Regions from separate parts of the Homo sapiens genome. Here region 1 is linked to region 2. A link is a loop called in an ENCODE intact Hi-C map of the cell type or tissue named here. Cell type or tissue: PC-3. All regions are shown on one strand. Region 1 overlaps BTBD1 (BTB domain containing 1). Region 2 overlaps HDGFL3 (HDGF like 3).

What was found. Peaks named below come from ENCODE experiments on the same cell type or tissue, not always from the same donor. Only the 100,000 strongest peaks of a DNase experiment are listed, where the experiment ranks them.
Region 1: it touches region 2 in a loop (2.3-fold over the local background); 4 of 110 quality-filtered maps call a loop at or near these places.

What each region holds. Positions count from the first base shown.
Region 1 is chr15:83,052,019-83,054,518 of GRCh38, reverse strand. All of the region lies in intron 2 of BTBD1 (BTB domain containing 1), which reads left to right. All of the region lies in intron 1 of LOC124903542 (a long non-coding RNA gene), which reads right to left. Among named protein-coding and RNA genes, the nearest start is that of BTBD1, 14 kb to the left of the region's middle. In PC-3, no CTCF peak of the experiment used is centred here; a DNase peak (open chromatin) is centred at 1,198; H3K27ac peaks cover 548 bases.
Region 2 is chr15:83,153,463-83,155,962 of GRCh38, reverse strand. The region is part of intron 4 of HDGFL3 (HDGF like 3); the gene reads left to right. Among named protein-coding and RNA genes, the nearest start is that of TM6SF1, 47 kb to the right of the region's middle. In PC-3, no CTCF peak of the experiment used is centred here; no DNase peak of the experiment used is centred here.

The sequences.
Region 1 (2,500 bases), 100 kb after region 2:
ATTTGTAGTTACAGAAGAAAGAACATTCTGATGTCACCTCTTCTTGGACATAATTACAGAACTCCACGTATGCCAGACCCCAAGCTATCCCCTTTACATATATTATGGCACTTACTCCTCACTATGATGCTGTGATGTAGTTTAATATTATTGTCCCTTTTTTTCTTTTTTCTCTTTTTTTTGAGGCAGATTCTAACTCTGTTGCCCAGCCTGGAGTGCAGTGGTGCAGTTCGGCTCACTGCAACCTCCACCTCTTGGGTTCAAGTGATTCTCCTGCCTCAGCCACCCGAGTAGCTGGGATTACCAGTGCGTACCACCACGCCTGGCTAATTTTTTTATTTTGGTAGGAACGGGGTTTCCCCATGTTGGCCAAGCTGGTCTCAAACTCCTGACCTCAAGTGATCCACCTGCCTTGGCCTCCCAAAGTGGTGGGATTATAGGCGTGAGCCACCGTGCCTCGCCTATTATCTCCTTATTCTCTTTTTAAAGATGAAAAATGGAAGCTTACAGAAGTTAACGTCTTATTACACTAGACAGCAGTGGGTAAAACTAAGGTCTCACCTAAAATCGATAGTTGTGAAGGTTTAGTGATACTGATAATAGCAGAATGTACTGGGAGCTGATTGTATGCCAGGCACCTTTCTCAGCACTTTGTGTACATTAATTCATTTAATCCTCACAATAACTTTATGAGGTGTAGGTTTTCAAAGTAAAGGTTTTCTTATTATCACCATTTTTAAGTAAGGAAATTGAGGCACAGAGAGGTGAAGTAACTTGACCAAAGTCATATAACTAATAAGTGATATCTCCGTATTTTTTCCTCTTTTGAATTTGTCATTAAAATCTAATAAATAAGTTGATATTCATAAGATTCTTTATTGTCCAAGGAGTTTTAATGCATGTAGAGACGATCACTTAACTACTTTTATTTTAAAGGTGAGATATAAATTCAGAAACCAATAAACTAAACTTTGGCAATTAAAATGCAGATACTGGTTCAGTAGGACCAGAATAGGGCCTCAGAGTACATTTCTAACAGGCATTCAGATGACACCAGTGTTTCTGGAGTACATGTTGGGTAGCAAGGATTAACAGGTGTCACTATGAGAAAAAAAAAACTTTTCAGTATCTTATTGGTCTGAGATTCCAGTATTACATTTTTCACTGGTGGGGTCATGTGAATTAGCCCATAAATTGTCATGTGAAACTTCTTGTTCCTGCTAAGTGAGTCATTTGAACTGAGCATGTTCATTTACTTAAGAGGGCCTTTGCCAGCTTCTCTCTAAAGCAAAGTGCCAGTATACTGTACCAGCATGATTTATAGAGGGAAAAACACTTTTTATGAAGTGTTATCAAAGAGAATGCCAAAGTCAAAGTCCGTTTTGAGAAAATTTATTTTACCCTAAATAGCAGCAGTAGATTCCATAGGAAATTTGATATTGCCTGTGTAAGGAGTGACAGACATTTGCTACCCTGAATAAGATAATTTTTATAGAAAATTGTTTTTCCTAGAGTGAAAGATCAATTTTTATATGAACACCAACTAAAAATATAGTTGAGTTGGCCAATTAAAATGTCTTTTGAGGCTGGGAGTGGTGGCTCACACCTCCCAGCACTTTGGAAGGCGAAGGTGGGCAGATCACGGGGTCAGGAGATCGAGACCATCCTGGCTAACACAGTGAAACCCCGTCTCTACTAAAAAAAAAAAAAAAAAAAAAAAATTAGCCGGGCGAGGTGGTGGGCGCCTGTAGTCCCAGCTACTCGGGAGGCTGAGGCAGTAGAATGGTGTGAACCCGGGAGGCAGAGCTTGCAATGAGCCGAGATCACGCCACTGCACTCCAGCCTGGGCGACAGAGCGAGACTCCATCTCAAAAAAAAAAAAAAAAATCTGTTGATATTAGAATTTCACTTTATAAAAATGTACTACTTCATAACTTGAAAATGTATAACTGTGATCCTAGACTAGATGCCGTAGTAGAAGGAAAAATGTTATTAAAAAACGTTGGGGCAAGTGACAAAACTGAAATACAGCCAGTGGATTAGGTAAAGATATTGTATTGATGTTAAATTTATCAAAATTAATTACTATGATTATGTAAGAGAATATCCTTAATCTTAGGAAATTTAAGAGTAAAAGCCCTTCAAACCTGATGGCTCACACCAAAAATCCCAGCACTTTGGGAGGCCGAGGTGGGTGGATTGCTTGAGCCCAGAAGTTGGAGACCAGCCTGCACAACATGGTGAAACCTTGTCTCTATTAAAAAATACAAAAACCAAGCACGGTGGCCCATGCTTGTAATCCCAACACTTTGGGCAGGTGGATCGCTTGAGGTCAGGAGTTGGAGACCAGCCTGGCCAACATGGCGAAACCCTGTCTCTATTAAAAATTCAAAGATTAGGTGGGTGTGGTGGCAGGCGCCTGTGGTCCCAGCTACTCAGGAGGCTGAGGCAGGTGAATCCCTTGAACCTGGGAGGTAGAGGTTGCAGTAAGCCGAGATTG
Region 2 (2,500 bases):
TTCATATGGTAATTCAGAAATACAATGGAAAGAACTCTGAGATTGTGAAAATTATTCACCTTTTAGAAACTGAAAGCAAGATAAATGGATCCTTGAAGACCAAAGATTGGTACAGGTTTCACTATAATTGGTCTGTCACATGATTGAATACCTGGATAAATTACTTCTATTTAAATTCTGGTGTTTAGTGACTGAATACACTTAGGAAACTCTAAAAACAAGTACCTAGAGTTTATTAGATTATCAGCATTTATTTTGGCAGTATATAAAATCTTACCCAACTGGCATACAGGCAGAATTGTGTGAATGCAGCATTGTTTCCTGTGTACCTAATGAAAAACATGTGATTGCCTTGGATGGGGATAAAGTTTGCAAATGACGACAAAGTAATTAGAATTTTTCTTGTCAGACTTTATCTTCCATTGTAATTACTTTTTTAAGCTGAATTTCTTTTAGCATTTTGGACTTCATTTAAACACCTACTTGAATTGATTTTACTTAATTTGTGATTGCCTGCTGAGCTTCCACCTAATGTGTTGTGCAACCCTAAATTATCTAAGCTACCTAATGTTGCCTAGGCATTTAATAGTGTGGATATGTGGCTTTTAAATGCCATTATTTTATTGCTTGTTACAAAGACCAAAAGTAATGGGGCTCCACCTGGGTGGACTTAAAATTTAAAGCAGAGAAAGGGTAAAGACACACTTAGCTTACTAATGTTTATCTATTTTAAATTAAGGGATCATTTCCTTTGCTTTCCTTGAAGATTACAACTTCATGATCATTTAATAGCCTTTTGGCTGGTCACAATGGCTCATACCTATAATCCCAACACTTTGAGTGGCTGAGACAAGTGGATCTCTTGAGCCCAGGAGTTTGAGACCAGCCTGGGCAACATAGTGAGACCTCATCTCCACAAATAATAAAATTAGCCAGGAGTGATTGCTCACACCTGTAGTCCAGCTACTTGGGAGGCTGAGGTGGAAGGATTGCATGAGCCCAGGAGTCCAGGCGAGTACTGAGCCATGATCATGCCACGGCCCTCCAGCCTGGGAAACAGAGTGAGACCCTGTCTCAAAAGGGGGGAAAAAAAAGAATAGCTTTTTATTTTTAATATCAATGAAATAACCTAGCATAATGGTTCTCAAACTGTTACATGTTTTAGAATTACATGGAAGACTTATAAAGACAAGCTTACATTGTTTGACAAGCTTGCCACATTGAATAGTTATACTGTATTTACTAGGAGAACAAAAAGTTTTTCACTTTTACTATCATTCTTGATCTTAACTGGAAACACTCCACATTTGTATCATTAAATCCCTGTTTTCCCTTCTTGTAAAAAGTAAAAATCACCACATTATAACATGACATTTTAGGTTTGGTTGGTAGTTTCAGTTAAGTAAAATAGAAACATTGTTGAACCCCATCCCCAGAATTTCTATTTCAGAAGGTCTAGGGTGGGGTCTAGGAATCAAATTTCCAGGTGAGGCTTATCCTGCTGATCTGGGAACCACATTTAGAGAACCGCTTGCCTAGCATAACTTCATTGTTCTCTTTTGCTTCCCAAATGCTTTTTAAAAAACAAATATGGTGATTTTTCCTTTTTTTTTTTTTTCTTTGTCTTGAGACAGGGTCTTGCTCTGTCACCCAGGCTGGTGTGCAGTGGTGCAATCTCAGCTCACTGCAACCTCTGCCCCCTGGGCTCAAGCTGCCCTCCCACCTCAGCCTCCCCAGTAGCTGGGACCACGGGCGTACATCACCACACGCTGCTTTTTTGCTTTTTTATTTTTGCTTTTTTTTTTTTTCCAGTAGAGACCGGATTTTATCATGTTGCCCAGGCTGGTCTCAAACTCCTGAGCTCAAACAGTCTGCCCGCCTCAACCTCCCAGAGTGCTGGGATTACAGGTGTGAGCCACTGTGCCCGGCCTGTTTTTATGTCTATTTCTTAAGAGTTGAATGGTCTTCCTTTGCATGGAAAATTAGTGGCTCACAAACTTTTTTTTACTACATTCCAGTTGGGTAGAGGAAAAGGCCCCACACCTGTCTCCTCTACCTCACCTAATTTCAGTTTTCTAAGGAAAACGCTCAGTAATCACAATGAAAAGTCATGCTATAGTAGATTTGAGGGAGATTATATGTCTTCTCTCTTTAGCAGTAAGGCTATGGATTATTCATATTTGAGTCATAGCAGATACTGGAAAATCATAGGTCAAAAATATTTTGCATACAAATTATTTACTATTTACAATAGGACTAATGAGAGCCTCACAACAAACTAAACTGATGTTGATAAACCACCAGTAATTTTAGTTTAAAAAAACAAAGATAGCAAAAATCAAACACATAACCAATTTAGGACCACACTGATAAAACTGAGTCCTTCTCCAAAATTACAGGAGTTTCAGTAATCTGAAAAGCTTTTCAAGATTACCAAATAGAGCTTGGCAACCAGATTTCTTCATAGAATACCAAATGTTGTGACTCATTAATAAAACAC